Linked DNA regions of Homo sapiens: region 2 is linked to region 1. A link is an interaction called in ENCODE POLR2A ChIA-PET data of the cell type or tissue named here. Cell type or tissue: A673. All regions are shown on one strand. Links, peaks and the distances in the headings refer to the core of each region. The heading gives the core; the rest is flanking DNA. Region 1 overlaps AHDC1 (AT-hook DNA binding motif containing 1). Region 2 overlaps STX12 (syntaxin 12).

The links. Peaks named below come from ENCODE experiments on the same cell type or tissue, not always from the same donor. Only the 100,000 strongest peaks of a DNase experiment are listed, where the experiment ranks them.
Region 2: POLR2A ChIA-PET joins it to region 1 with 5 read pairs; 2 of 35 experiments call an interaction of 5 or more read pairs at or near these places.

The regions. Positions count from the first base shown.
Region 1 is chr1:27,572,360-27,580,413 of GRCh38, reverse strand. The region is part of intron 3 of AHDC1 (AT-hook DNA binding motif containing 1); the gene reads left to right. Among named protein-coding and RNA genes, the nearest start is that of AHDC1, 28 kb to the left of the region's middle. RefSeq lists a silencer at 4,362-4,501. In A673, for the core only: a CTCF peak has its summit at 4,917 (motif pointing right); a DNase peak (open chromatin) is centred at 4,843; H3K27ac peaks cover 1,763 bases.
Region 2 is chr1:27,802,945-27,810,998 of GRCh38, reverse strand. STX12 (syntaxin 12) reads right to left here. Exons shown (of 9, transcript NM_177424.3): 5 at 710-753. Among named protein-coding and RNA genes, the nearest start is that of PPP1R8, 24 kb to the left of the region's middle. RefSeq lists an enhancer at 3,285-3,808. In A673, for the core only: no CTCF peak of the experiment used is centred there; no DNase peak of the experiment used is centred there; H3K27ac peaks cover 422 bases.

The sequences.
Region 1 (8,054 bases), core at 2,462-6,461:
GCCAGCTCAGCTCTGAGGAGAGACGACGCATCAGGTAGTTGGAGGTAAGGGGCTGGAGATGCGGATTTCATTTAGAGCCCCCTGGCCTGGCTTCCAGAGGGCTTGGTATCTGTCCCACATGACCCCCAGCTAAGTGACCTGCTCTGGAGCCTGCTGGGAAGGGGTGGAGGTGGGGCCACTCTATCTCTTGGCCTCATTATATTTTGCCCCCTTGTTCTGGAAGGGCTTACCCCTAACTCTTTGACTCAGCCTCCAGTGCTGTCTCTGGAATCTACCCTCCCTCCCACATCCCAAGGCCATCAAGAAGGGCCCATGGGCCTTGATCTCTCTAGGGGAGTTAAGAAGTAGAGACACCCTTTCCATCCCAGAGAGGAGTCCTGGGGCCCATCTGCCGAGATCAGAGTAGGATTTGGAACCCAAGCACCAGGGAACCAATGTTAGGCTCTGGTTTTAGATCCTGGCGGGCAGCACTGTCTAGAACCACAGCAGGAGGTGATCTAGATTAGACTAGGCCATGGTCTTGGGCTGGAATCTAAATTTATAGTGGGTTGGATTTGTTGCTCATCTAAAATGGTCATTCTGGAAAGTAAAAATTTTAGACTTTGTAAGCATTCAGTCTCTGTCATGAGTAGTACTTAACTCTGCCATTGCACCTTGAAAGCAGTCATAGACAGTGCATAAGCGAATGAGCATGGCTGTGTTCCAATCAAACTTGAATTATAAAAACAGACAACAGGCCATGGACCATAGTTTGCCAACCTCTGATCTAGAACCTTATTCCTCCTGAGGGGTGTGTAGATTTTAAACCTAATTAGACAGTGATCTAAGCAAACAATGTTGACATGTCAGGCTGGAACCTAGATCCATGGCAAGTTAACATGAAAGGTGATCTATAGTCACACTCTTGCTGGGATCTAGATATTGGGGATTGATGAACAAGAAATGCACTAAATAGTGTGTATAAAGCAGACTAAGCCATCATCTCTGGCTGAACCTAGATTCACGGAAAACTGGGGTGGGGTGGTGTGGGGTGGTGAGATTTAGACTAACACATAAGGCTGTGGTCTAGATATGAGAAAGTGAGTGAGCTAAAGTCACACAGATACGGATCCAGAGAAGGCAAAGCTTTAGTCCAAAGCCAGAACCCACAAGACCTAGAACACCAGCCTGGGCAACGTAGTGAGGCCCTGTCTCTACAAAAACGTTAAAAAGTTAGTTGGGCATGGTAGCATGTAGTCCCAGCTATGCAAGAGGCTGAGGTGGGAAGATTGAGCCCAGAAGATTGAGGCTGCAGTGAGCTGTGATTATACCGCTGCACTCTAGCCTGAGTGACAAAGCCAGACACTGTCTTAAAAAAAAAAAAAAAAAAGATTTAGAACAGGACTATCCAGTAGACACATAATAGAAGCCATATATGTGTCCGGGTGTGGTGGCTCACGCCTGTAATCCCAGCACTTTGGGAGGCCGAGGCAGGTGAATCACAAGGTCAGGAGTTCAAGACCAGCCTGGCCAACATAGTAAAACCCCGTCTCTACTAAAAATACAAAAAATTAGCTGGGCATGGTGGCAGGCACCTATAATCCCAGCTACTCGGGAGTCTGAGGCAGGAGAATCTCTTGAACCTGGGAGGTGGAGGTTGCAGTGAGCCGAGATAGCGCCATTTCACTCCAGCCTGTGCGACAGTGTAAGACTCCGTGTCAAAAAAAAAAAAGAGAAGCCACATATGTAATTTAAAATTTTCAAGTAGCCACATTAAACAAAGTAAAAAGACATAAAAGGAAGTAAGTGGAATTAATTTTAACAATTTATCTTTCTTTTTTTTTTTGAGAGGGAGTCTTGCTCTGTTGCCCTCACTGGAGTGCAGTGGCACAATCTCAGCTCACTGCAACCTCCACCTCCCGAGTTGAAGCGATTCTCCTGCCTCAGCCCCCCAAGTAGCTGGGATTACAGGTGCCCACCACCACACCCAGCTAATTTTTGTATTTTTTGTAGAGATGGGGTGTCACCGTGTTGGCCAGGCTGGTCTCGAACTCCTGACCTCAGGTGATCCACCCACCTCGGCCTCCCAAAGTGTGGGATTACAGGCATGAGCCACTGTGCCTGGCCCAACAATTTATCTTATATAACCCAATATATCCAAAGTACTAGCATTTTAATGTATAAGCCTTATAAAAATTATTAATGAGGTATTTTATATTTAAAAAATACATTAAGACTTCAGAATCTGGTGTATATTTTGTACTTACAGCACATTCCAGTTCTGACTAGCCACACTCACATGTGGCTAGTGGCTACCATGTTGGACAGCACAGATTTAGAAACAGGCTTTTCTTTGGGACCAGGGTCCAGAGGAGTTATGAGCCAGAATAATCTGGAACAAGTAGGGTTGTACTCGCCAGAGGTTACACCCTTAGCAGACTTGAACTGGGTGTAGTCTGACTGCCTGGGAGAACATCTGGGCTGTGGGCTGGGGAGTCAGGGGTTCCCTCCCCTGGAGTCTTAACTCCCTGGCCTCAGGTGGAATCTCTGTTGGGGCTCTGGCCTCTCAGGGTATTCAGTATCACCTCTGAGCACTGGCCCCCAGTTCCTGTCCCTTATCCCAGTGTCACCTCAGTCTTGTCTGGCCTGGCAGGTCAGGGGGAGGGGAGCAGGGTGGCAGCTGGACCCTTGAGAGAGCAGGAGCTCCACCCCTCCGAGCCAGCTGCTGCCAGCCTTCCTGGACTGACTCTGTGGAAACAGGGGGCCCAGAGACAGAAATAAACTGCCAGGTTTCCGGGGCGGAGTGGGGGGCCTGCCAGTCTTTGTGCTTCCTTGCTTGGGAGTGGGGGGAGCAGGAAGCAGCTCCAAGCCCTGTCCTAGGCTGTTCCCCCTGTATGCCATCTCCCCTCACCCCCAGATGCCCCTGCCCCCATGGCTCTGAGGCTAGGCTGAGTCTAGAATTTGATGGATTAGTGAAACCTAGGGGCCCATAGTCTGGGACTGACACTTGGGAGCAGAGAGTGGTCCTTAGGACTCTGGTCCCAGCTTGGTGCCCATTTCTAGAATCCTGTCCTGGGGGCCCCTCTAGCTGCCGCACGGCAGGAGCTGAACAGATTCAGAGGGCTGCAGTGGGGCAACCGACCAGGAGCTGAATGATTTGTATTGGATGCCCACGTCTGTCATTCACTGGCCAAAGGCAATTTTCTTTCCTCATTTATGATCCTATCCCCGGGTCTCAGGAGGGATGACTGTGTCCTCCCATCCCTTCCTCTTGGGCCTAAGCTTCCCCATCCGTTGTGGGATTTGGACTGTGAGCTACTGGAGAGGGAGTGAGGGACAGGGACAGAGTAGCCAGGAAGAATGTTGAGGGATGCTGTCTGAAGCTGCTGGCTTTGTGACAGGGGCGCTGTCACCAGTGCAAGGTAGGGTACTGGTCTCTGTGTTCATGTCATGACGGTGGGTGCTGGCGTTGGGGGGTGTGGGCAGGCGGTGAGCACTGGGATGCACTGTATATATGTGTGTGTGTGAGGTGCTAGACTCAGGATGGCCAGTGCCTAGACAGGGCCAGGGTCACGGGTCACCACATGCCCAAAAGCAGCCTCCACTGTTGTAAGGGTGACACTGGTGTGATCCCCCCATGTCCCTACGGGTAGATGGAGGTGGGAATGGCCCCAGTGGAGCTGTTGAGAACAGCCCCTCATGCCTGGAACTGGGACCAGAGCAGAAGGGGTCCCCAGGGACTGCCTGAAAGGGAGGAGGGAAGCAGCAATGCTTGTCCTGCCTGTGTCAGGGTGAACACTGTGTTCAGTGGTTAACGGGTTCTGGAACCAGAGTTTTTCTGACTTTAGGCTCTGACATTGTGTGACCTTTGGTGGGTCACTTAACCTTCGTGAACTTCAGCTTTCTCATTAACAAAAAGGGGATAATATTACCTACTTTATGGAGGCCTTATAATTGAGTTAGCGCATGCTAATAATGCAGGGCAGGTGCCCTGTGTTAGCAGTGACCATTGGGTAGTCGCTAGGCACAAATAGGTGGTCAGTGAAAACGCATTGTTCAGATGTCCGGACGCTTTCCCTGCAGAGGGCCTTTTCAGACCCCTTCGTTTTAATAAGGAAAACGGAGGCCCCCAATTGTGACAGCGTTTTGCCCAAGGAGAGGCACACAGCAAACAAAACCTTTATATGGCACCTACCCTATAAAGCCGGGTAGCTCAACCCCAATTTACAGGTAAGGAAATCGAGGCCTGTGATTGGCCGCCGGTTCACGGTGGCGCTATCCAGTTAGGCCTCAGTCCGCCGCTGCGGAGGGAGCGCCGGGCCGCCAGTGCTCTCTGCAGGAGGGGCGTGCAGGTAGCGGGCGCCCTGGAGCCACTGCCCGAGCCAGGCACGCTATTAATAACCCCGCCACTCAGCCGCGTCCGAGAGCGCAGGTCCGGACCGCTGCCGGGCGCCTCCAGTCCCCGGGCCGGGGCAGAGCCCGAGCCCGACCCGGATCGCGACGGCCCTCCCCTCCCCCCGCCACGTGACCCCGCCCCCCCTCCCATTCAGCGGGCAGCAGAGGGCCCGGCCTGGCGGGCCGGGGGCCAGGAAAAAGCCGAAAACACCGAGGCCGGGCCGCTCCCCTCCCGCTCAAAATAGCCCCCGGTCGGGGCTGCCACGCATTCCGCCGGGCCCGGGGCGCGGGAAGGGGCGGCCGGCTTGGCCCCCGCCCGGCCAGACGTGGCTACCCGGCCGGGTTGGACCGGGTGGGGGCCGAGGGCGGGCCGCGCGGCCGGCCGGCATGTGGCTCTCCTTCGGGGAGCCTTGGCAGCCCGGGCTGCGCGCTGCGCGGGGATGATGGAGAGCTTCTGGAATTTCCTGCAGCTGGAGAGCGCGGCCGGCCGGGGGAGCGAGCTAAGCGCGCAGCTCGGGCAGGGGCGCCTGGCGCCCGACCCTAGGGGGCGCCTCCGCGGCGAGGGTGGTGGGGGGAGACCTCGCCGCCCGGCCCCAGACTGCGGGAGTGGAGAGAGCACCCCTCGCCTCCTCGGCCTCTCTTTTCGGGTCTGGCGGGGGTCCAGTCCCGCCCCTCCCGGCTTGCGCGGCGGAGAAGGGCCAGGTGCAGGCAACGCCCCTCCCCCAGCCGCCTGGTTTCCCTCTCCGCCCGTCACCTCCTCCAGGAGCCAGAAACTCTGTGGCCTCATCTGGGAGGGGGGCGGAGGTGGCAGGGATCAGTGGGCAGCTTAGCCTGCCAGGTAGCCCCAGAGGCGGCGGCGGCGGCGGGAAAACTCGGAGGCGGGCTCTTCGGGCCCTGAGAAGTGCTGGGCCTGCGGACTGGAGCTTCTTGCTCCAGCCAGAGGAATCTGAGGGCTGCTAGGAGGGAGGCAAGGCAGTCTTCTCCCAGCATGCAGCACCCCCGCCCCGCCTCCCAACTGCGGAGCCGATGTGGGGGCAGATGTGCTGGGAAAATCCTGGATAATTTTCCCGACGGCGACAGTAGCTTTCTTTGAGAGCATTTCTGCACCTTGCAGGCCCCAGAGTCCAGAGAAGGGCCCCGGGATGGGAGGGGCTTCATTTTACAAGAGCCCTGAGAATCCAGGAGTAGGTATGTGACCTCTCAGGGCTCACTCTTGGCACTATGGCTTGGGGAAGGAAAGAGGTCTACCCTGCCCTTTGTTGGGCAGGGGAAGGGACGCTTTCCCACAACTTTGTTCCCTTCCAGCACCATTTGGTGCTCTGTAAACTGATGAACCTTTTGGCAACTCAGCAGGCATCTTCCCCATCTGATGGTGGACCCTTCTCCCCCTGCCAGTGGCCCTTGTTCAGTTCTGTTTCCTGCCCCCACCTAGCATACTCTCACCATGGTAAACAAAAGCAGTCGGGATAGGCACGCTTCACCTATGCCACAGTTGCCACTCGCTGGCTGTGTGACCTTGAACAAGTCCTTTTACTCCTGAGTTTCCCTTTCCTCACGTGAAAAACTAGATAACACTAGATAGGCCATGGCCTTGTGGTGGGGCTCAAAGTTACACAACATTTCAATCAGTTAGCATAGCATCTGCACATAGTAAGGGTGGGAAATGAAGGGCACCCGTGTGACATCCAGCCCCATCCTGAGGAATAGAGGTAGCCCCCAAAACATTTGAATTCCCTTCCCCTGCACCAAGCCTGTGAGATTTCACTTCCCAAGGTCTCTGTCACACTAGTCTCCTCACAGTGCTCCTTTTGCCTTCCACTGGGGGTGGGGCGGGGGCTGGCAGAGAGCTCCAGGCTGGCTCCCCAGGGGATGGTCCAGGCAGGCTGTGAGGCTGGTGGAATTCTGCTTTCCTCTTCCTCTCATCTCCTTGCTGACCTTTCACTCCATCACTGCCAGATACCCAGATTCAAATTCAGATGCCTCGGGGTTCCTCCTTAGCCCAGGATGTTGGGCCTGGGCCTGTGTCAACTCCCAACCTCTCCTATCCCCAGTTCTCCCTGTTTCCTGTTTGATTGGCCTTCCATGTCCACTGGGAAAGACCCTGGTGTACTGGAAGGAGCTCAAGGCCCCATTTGTTGTCTGTGTGAACTTGAGCAAATTACCCTACCTCTTGTGAGCCTCAGTTTGCTTTTCTGCAAAATGGAGTTGAAATAAAAACTACCTGGCAGAACACCTCTTTACTCATGCATCGCAGAGGCTTCCTGGCAGAGATCTACGTAAATAATAAAAGGCAGGGATGCCCTGGACCACAGAGGGAACTTGCATTCAAGGCCAGGTATAGGGAACTTTGTAACCTTCCCTTGCCTTTGGTTTGGGGAGACAGCTCTCTGGGGCGCTGGGATAGGAAGTGGAGCAGGAATGAGCATCCACCAGCTCTTTTTGGCAAAGCCTGGATCCCACCAAATTTATGTGGCCCAGATTCCAGGGCTGCGAGGTGCTCATGTCTTTGGATGCACTGTTGGGCAGTTCTCATAAACTCTCTAGGACTACAGATTCCCCTCCCAACTAGTCGGTTCCACCTCCCTCTGCCTCAGAAAAGCCTTTCTGGGCTAACTGTACCCTACTCCCCAGTGTCTTTACCACACATAGAGGGCTCCCACTGGGGAACTATGAAAGAAAAGGGCAACCAGGAGTTCGGCTGTGTGACGTTAGGCAGGCTGCTTCCCCTCTCTGGGCCTTGGTTTCCTTCCTCCTGCATAGCGAAGGAGGTTGGATTAGTGGCTCCCTAAGGCACCTTCTAGCTCTGACAGGCTCCAAGCCTGTGTTGACTGATGTGTCCTAGGAGATAGGCGCACACAGAGAACCAAGTCAGCTCGGAGATTCCTGTCAAGGTATCCCCACCCCACCCCCAGAAGGCTGGAGTGCCTCCCTTCCTGAGACACACCCTTCAGGGATACTGGTGGAGGTTGTGGTGGATGGAGGGGGCTTATCACCCAAGCCAGTGGCACCGCTGCTTCCCTAGGTCTCTGTTGTCTGTGGAGAGGCCTGTGCATAGGAATAAGAGCTTGTGTCAGGCGGGGCTGTGAGACTGTGTGCTTCTAGGGGAAGGGAATGTGTGTGTCAGTGACCAGTCGGCCTCCAGGGAATTGGGGCATGGCGCACAAGACAGCTAGCTCATGGGTTGGTGTCTCCAGAAGAGCGATCGCAGGGGCGGTGTGTTGAGGTGTGTGCAGGACAAGGAGGCTGGCAGTGGGAGGGAGGAAGAAACATCCATGAAGCAGAGAGCCGGGCTTTGGGTCAGGACAGGCTCCTCAGAGAGGCTCCAGCCTCCTGGGGAAGCGGCTGGAGTCAGCACAGTCCCACACTGCGTGGTTTTGCCTGCACCTGGGTTTGTCAGTTGTTTATGGATGTTGAGCTGAGTGGCACTGTTTGGAATTGGAGTTGTCATGTACTGTTGTGGGGGTATCTGTAGGGGTGTTGTCAGGGCCTCTGAACAGTGCATGTGTGGCTGGCTAGGGTACGGACGTGTAGCTGTCCAGAACAGTGTTGTAAGGCAGTAGGCAGCTCCTGGCCGTTTGGGCTGCTATCAGATGTCAGGTTGTACTGGGACCATCCGGTGGTGTTTTCAGGCTGTGAGTGAATCCTGGCCATGTTTTGGGTGCCTCTTCCCTTCTATCTTT
Region 2 (8,054 bases), core at 2,071-6,070, 230 kb before region 1:
CTTATTATACTAGATATAAAACACTTTGAAATTTTCCATTATTATGTGTTTTCCCATCAGTATCATAAATCATACTTCACCCCTACAATGTTTAAATAACGTCCTCTTCGTGCTAGAGATACAAAACTAAGTAAGACAGAGTCCCCAAGCCTTTGAGGTGCTCATAGTGTAGTGGGGAGGGATGGATGTGTATCTATGCTAAAACATATCAAGTTCTGAACTAATACCACAAATACACTTCCATGTGATTAGTTTGGAGAAGTTAAGAACATCATTCAGATACAAATTGTCTGGTTTCCCTCTTAATACTCCTAGAAGGATGAGTTGCTTCCATTTTATAAATGAGTAGAGACCCAAGAACTCTGATGGGTTTAAATCTGCATTAGAGGTAAGATGACTTAGACTTCCTAATCTGTAGACATGTAGGTTCATACTTATTCCTAGGGAGTCAAGCTCTCTGCTTAACACATAGACATCAATGGTTTCTTGGAAGTTTTTATTCACCTTGAAATTACTCCTTCCAATAACTCAAAGAGCTTGGAAAAGCCCATGGTTTTGCCTTTTTAATTTTATTCTGTGGATTATGTTATCCACTCCAGGTGCCCCCTTATTTTTGCCCTCTATTTTTTCATTGATTTTTAAAATTAAAATATAACGAGATAGATTCCCATCTCAACTATCCAGCAGGTTGTATGAATAATTCTATTACCTGTCAAATGAGACCAGCTGCTCCTCTCTTTGCCTCTCTTCTGCCTAGAAAGTAGATGGTATTATTGCTGCTGTCATCCAGAAACACATCACAGACACACAAAACAAGGGCTTCCTTAGCACAGTATAAAGAAGCAACATCCTTTGACACCCACAGAATCTGTAAGATTACATAGGACTCTGGCAATCTGTCTCAACTAAGAAGTGGGTGTAAAGTGGTTGAAGAAAATCTGCATTCCAGTTTGAGTCCTGAACAGAAACCATACTGAACAGGGTGGAGAATAATATGCGTAGGAGAAAGGGCTAAAAATAAAAATAACAACAATAAAATATTTTAAAATTTAGGGGGAGGTAGATAAACTTGCAAGAATACAAAATTTCAGAACATGTAAAAATTTTTTAAATGGACATAGCACAGTAGGCACTAAAGCAGATTCACTTCAAAAATCAGTCTAATGTAAATGGTGTTACCTTTTTTTCTCCTAAGGTTTTTTTGATTTTTACTGATGTGTGGTCAAAAGTATATGAGATCTGGCCGGGCGCAGTGGCTCACGCCTGTAATCCCAGCACTTTGGGAGGCTGAGGTGGGCAGATCACAAGGTCAGGAGTTCAAGACCAGCCTGGCCAATATGGTGAAACCCCGTCTCTACTAAAAATACAAAAAAAATTAGCTGGACGTGGTGGCGGGCACCTGTAGTCCCAGCTACTCAGGAGGCTAAGGTAGGAGAATTGAATCAGGGAGGCGGAGGCTGCAGTAAGCTGAGATTGCGCCACTGCACTCCAGCCTGGACAACAGAGCAAGACTCCATCTCAAAAAAAAAAAAAAAAAAGAGTATATGAGATCTTTGAGAACGTTGCTAATCAATCTATTATCAATATATATTAAACTCTGGAGAGATGGGATTTGGCATAAACACACATAAACTAACCTTTCTTTTCTTTTCTTTTTTTTTTTTTGAGATGGAATCTTACTCTGGTCCCGAGGCTGGATCGAGTGGCACGATCTCGGCTGCACTACCACCTCTGCCTCCCAGGTTCAAGCGATTCTTCTGCCTCAGCCTCCTGAGTAGCTGGGACTACAGGTGCACGCCACCACGCCCAGCTAATTTTTGTATTTTTAGTAGAGACGGGGTTTCACCATATTGGCCAGGCTGCTCTCAAACTCCTGACCTCGTGATCCGCCTGCCTCGGCCTCCCAAAGTGTTGGGATTACAGGCGTGAGCCACAGCGCCCAGCCCACTAACCTTTATTTTCAAGAAGGCTGCTTCAAATCGTGGCAGATTTTGATTTAACAGAACTTATTGGGAACTATTATTCTGTATATTATTTTGTTTAATTCTTACAATAACTCTGATTTATCATAGTCTCCTCTTTGGCATATAATAACGTTTTTGAAAAATAGTCTTTCCAATGGTAATTTATCTAATACTATTGAATTAAGAAAGTTAGGCAAGCATATAGTGCTACTTTAAAAGAGAATTCACCAGGATTTTTGGCATTTGGTGAAAGACTAGCAATCGAATCTTTCAGGTGTTACTGTTTGATGAGGAAAAAGTATGCTTTATAATCAAGCTGTAAGAATAAATATCATTATTATTAAAAAATCAGTCTAATGGATGTATTACTTTTATAATTTAAAAACAGGCTGGGTGCGGTGGCTCATGCCTGTAATCCCAATCCCAGCACTTTGAGAGGCCGAGGTGGGCAGATCACTTTGAGGTCAGGAGTTTGTGACCAGCCTGGCCAACATGGTGAAACCCCGTCTCTACTAAAATACAAAAATTAGCCAGGCATGGTGGTGGGTGCCTGTAATCCCAGCTACTCGAGAGGCTAAGGCAGGAGAATTGCTTGAACCTAGAAGGCAGAGGTTGCAGTGAGCCAAGATCGTGCCACTGCACTACAGCCTGAGTGACAGAGTGAGACTCCCTCTCAGAATAAATAAATAAATAAATAAATAAATAAATAAATAAATAAATAAAAAACAAAGCAAAAATGGTAAAAATCAATGTATTTTCATTTTTAAAAAGCTTACCCTTTTTATAATAGCAATACAGGACAAGCAAAATGAAAAGAATTTCAAATTTCTATCCACTCAGAGGAACACTGTGGGTTTTTGGTTTGTTTTTTTCTTTTTACTTTATCTTTTTCCCCAGATCAAGAAATAACATTGCCAGAGTCCTAAAAGCCTACTCATGTGCCCTTCTCCAATCACAACTCCATCCCTCCCTTTTAAAGTATCTATTATCTTGACTTTGTGAAAATCATTTTCTTGCATTTTAAGAATAGTGAGCTATATTCTTATTCAATATCATTTTGCCTGTTTTTGAACTTTACATAAATGGAATTATACTGTTTATATTCTTTAGTGCTTTTTTTGAATCATTCCAGATTATGCCAGATCCATCTCTGATACTGAATGTAACTGTGGTTCAATCATTTTCTTTGCTGTATGATATTATAGTATATGAACATAACACAATTTATCCATTCTACAGTTGACAGACATCTGGATGTTTCCAATTTTTGACTACTACAAACAATGCTGCTATGCACATTCTTGTACATACATCCTGGTATAACACATACAGGTTTCTCTAGGGTAGAATTGCTGGATCACAAGGTCTGCATGTGTTCTGAAGATACAGCCAAAATGTTTTCCAAAGTAGTTGTTCTAACTTATACCACCGGCCAGATAAAAAAGTTCCTGTTGCATCATATCCATAATGACAACTCCCAGTGTTCACAGAATTTTAAACTTCTGCCCTCCTGGTGGGCATGAAATAGTATTTCATTGTTATTTTAATCTGTAATTTCACCATTACTAAAGAAGCTGAGTACCTTTTCATTTGTTTGACCATTACTCAAAATAATACTAACGTGTTTATTTGCTCCATGAGTGTAAATATCAACAGGACGGAGCAAAAGCAATGGTGGGGGACTGGTGGCGGGGAAGTGGGGATGGTTAATGGGCACAAAAAATAGGAAGAATGAATAGGACCTAGTATTTGATAGCACAAATGGGTGACTATCGTCAATAATAATTTAATTATATATTCAAAAATAACTAAAAGAGTATAATTGAATTGTCTGTAACATAAAGGATAAATGCTTGAGGGGATAGACACCCCATTTACCATGGTGTAATTATTACACATTACATGACTATATGAAAGTATCTCATGTACCTCATAAATATATACACCTACCATGTGCCCACAAAAATTAAAAATTAAAAAAAGGCAATGGTAGTGATATGGTTTGGCTCTATGTCCCCACTCAAATCTCGTCTCGAATTGTAATCCCAACGTGCGAAGGGAGGGACCTGGTGGGAAGTGATTGGATCATGGGGGTGTTAGTGTTCACGTGTTAGTGAGGGAGTTCTCATGAGATCCGGTTGTTTGGTAAGTGTCTGGTATTTCCCCTGCACTCTCTTTCTCTTTCTCCTGCCACCATGTAAGACATGCCTTGCCTCCCCTTAGCTTTCTACCATGGTTGTAAGTTTCCTGAGGCCTATCCAGCCACGCAGAACTGTGAGTCAATTAAACCTCTTTTATTTATAAAGTATCCAGTCTCAGGTAGTATCTTTATAGCAGTGTGAAAATGGACTAATACAGATAGATAAAATGGCTGAAGGCAGTGGCACCGAATTGCACTAGTATTATTGTATTCTTCATCACCACACACTCACCGTATTTTAAAAGCCAATGTATTCTTGAAGCCATACAAATTATTAATTAAACCTTGACCCCTCAATACATATCTTTCTACTATTCTGTATTGTGAAATGGGAAGTGCACATAAAGTACTTCTGCTGCATAAAGAAATACAATGTCTGTCTCTAGGAAAAGCACTTGTGTAATGGAACTGCAGGCTGAACTAGCCACTTTTTTTAGGGAATACCATTTTTACTTATTCAATATAGTTTTATAAGAACTTACTAAAAACTTATTTAAAAGCTTTAAAACTTTCATAAACGTATACATATAAACTTTTCAGATGGGTATTTGGCAGACAACTTGTTGAAAAGAAGTATGAGCCTGTCACTTCAAGGAAAACAACAGAGGGTGTTTGTTGCCAATGACAAAAATGTAGCTTTCAAGTAAAAATAAAAATAAAATTTCGGAAGACTTGTATCTACCATTGTAAGAGTTTCCCAATATTTAAATACTTTTCTGGTGAAACTGATGGAAATATGTATTTTTTTATATTGTAAAATGAAATGTATCGACATTTGGAAGAGCTGCATAACTCAGGGAACCAATACTATCCAAATGATAAATACATGATGCTATAAAAATCATGCATGGATAAAAGATCCAATCAAAGTATAATATAGACCAACAGATGTTAATGTAACAGAGTATGAAGTCATTATAATGGTTTTAGATTGTACAATGCAACTAACTTTTGTCAAGTTTTGATGTAGTATCAAAGAAGAGTATCAACAAGGTTATAAAAATATTCCTTTTCCAATTGTATATTTCTGCTAGCTTGGATTTTCTTCAGATACTTCAACCAGAACAATCTATCATAATAGACTGAATACAGAAGCAGATATAATCCTAGACGAAAAAAGCTGAGAGAGTTCATCACCACTACACCTGCCTCACAAGAAGTGCTAAAGGGAGTTCTTCAAGCTGAATGAAAAGCATAATAATTAGTAACATGAAAACATATGAAAGTATAACATTCACTGGTAAAAGTAAGTAAATAGTCAAATTCAGAATATTCTAATACTGTAATGGTGTTATATAAATCATTTACATCTTTAGTATGGAGGTTAAAAAACAAAAGCAGCTATGAAAATCTAGCTGCCTTCTGGTAAGCCAGACATTAAAATAAAAAAAATTTGCAAAAATGAAAATAATGCTACTCTGCCCACTAATTTTTTTTCTTGGAAACACAATTTTTTAAAATGAAAAATCTAATTTAATTCCTTCTTTCCCCATGTGCATAAAAAATCTAATTTATATTCATGTTAATATGTAATAAGTGTATTATTTGTAAATGAATAAACAAACATCTAAAATTTTTCTCAGTTTTAATTTCTAATACAGTATACATCAATAGATATGACTCATATAAACAAAACTTCTTTGGGGTCTGATATGGTTTGGCTCTGTGTCCCCACCCAAATCTCACCTTGAATTGTAATAATCCCCACGTGTCAAGGGCGAGACCAGATGGACAAAACTGAAGCATGGGGACAGTTTTCCCCTTGTTGTTCTCGTGATAGTGACTGAGTTCTCACAACATCTGATGGTTTTATAAGGGGCTTTCCCCTTCTCTCCGCACTCATTCTCTCTCCTGCGGTCCTGTGAAGAGGTGTCTTCTACCATGACTGTAAGTTTCCTGAGGCCTCCCAGACATGTGGAAATGTGAGTCAACAAAACCCCTTTCCTATATAAATTAAATACTTCAATATAAATTAAAGTAAATTACCCAGTCTCTGGCAGTTCTTTCTTCCTTTTTTTTTTTTTGAGATGGAGTCTCACTCTGTTGCCCAGGCTGGAGTGCAGCGGTGCGGTCTCAGCTCATGGCAATCTCCGCCTCCCGGGTTGAAGCGAGTCTCCTGCCTCAGCGTCCTGAGTAGCTGGGATTATAGGCACCTGCCACCATGCCCGGCTAATTTTTTATATTTTTAGTAGCGATGGGGTTTCACCATGTTGGCCAGGCTGGTCTTGAACTCCTGACCCTGTGATCTGCCCGCCTCAGCCTCCCAAAGTGCTGGGATTACAGGCGTGAGCCACCACGCCCAGCTTCGGGCAGTTCTTTATAGCAGAGTGAGAACAGACTAATACAGGTCCTTAGTAATTTTTTTTTTTTTTAAGATTCAAGAAGATAACTTAATGATATTTTTTTTTGAGACGGAATTTCACTCTTTTTGCCCAGGCTGGAGTGCAATGGTGCAATCTCGGCTCACTGCAACCTCCACCTCCCAGGTTCAAGTGATTCTCCTGCCTCAGCCTCCCAAGTAGCTGGGATTACAGGCATGCGCCACCATGCGCGGCTAATTTTGTATTTTTTAATAGAGACAGGGTTTCTCCATGTTGGCCAGGCTGGTCTTGAACTCCTGACCTCAGGTGATCCACCCGCCTCGGCCTCCCAAAGTGCTGGGATTACAGGCATGAGCCACTGCGCCCGGCCACAGAATTTAATGATTTTTAAGAGTGTAATGGGTTCCTGAGATTAAAAAGTTTGACAACTTTTGTTCTATTGAGTTGTATCTTTCTTTTTCATATTGATTCATGGGAATTCTGGGGTTTTTTTTGTTTTGTTTTTTGTTTTTTGAGATACAATCTTGTTGTGTCGCCCAGGCTGGAGCACAGGGGCACAATCTCAGCTCACTGCAACCTCTGTCTCCCTGGTTCAAGCGATTCTCCTGCCTCAGCCTCCAGAGTAGCTGGGATTACAGGCACGCGCTACCACGCCCAGCTAATTTTGTATTTTTAGTAGAGACAGGGTTTCACCATGTTGGCCAGGCTGGTCTTGAACTCCTGACCTCGTGATCTGCCCACCTTGGCCTCCCAAAGTGCTGGGATTACAGGTGTGAGCCACCACGCCTGGCCGAATTCTTTATATATTCTAAATGCTAGTCCTTTGCTATTAAATATATATAGCAATGTCTTCTCCCTGTGACTAGTCTTTTCACATCTTTACCACTTTTTTTGTTCTTCATTTCTTTCTGCTTTTCAGACTTTCCATCTGAGATCACTTTCCTTCCATCTGAAATACATTATTTAGAATTTCCTTCAATAAGATGTGCTGACAGAAAACTCTCTTTTGATTGAAAATGTCTTTAATTAGCCCTCATTCTGACATATATTTTCACTGGGTTTAGAATCCTAGGTAGGCAGTTATTGTCCTTCATCAACATTCAAGATAGCACTCTACTGGCTTCCACTGTTGTTGAGAAGTCAACTGTCAATCTAACTATTGTATCTTTGAAGGTATTCTAATGTTTCTCTAGCTATCTTTATGATTTTTCTCTTTGTCTCTGGTCTGAAGTTTGTCTTTGATGTATCTAGATTAGAGATTTTATTTATCCTGCTTGGGATTTGTTAGGCTTCTTGAAACTGCAGGCTAGTGTTTTTAATCAGTTCTAGAATATTATCACTCATTATTTCTTCAAATATCACCTCTGTTCTATGTTTGCCCTATTCTCACTCTATAACTCCAGTTAAAACTACGTTAGATCTTTTCTCTCCATTCTCCATTTTTCATAATCTTTCTTCCGTATTTAACCTCTTAACCCCCTATGCTACATGCTGGATAATATATTCTAACCAATTTTTTAGTTAAACCACCCATCCACTAAGTTTTTAAATTTCTATATTATATCTTTC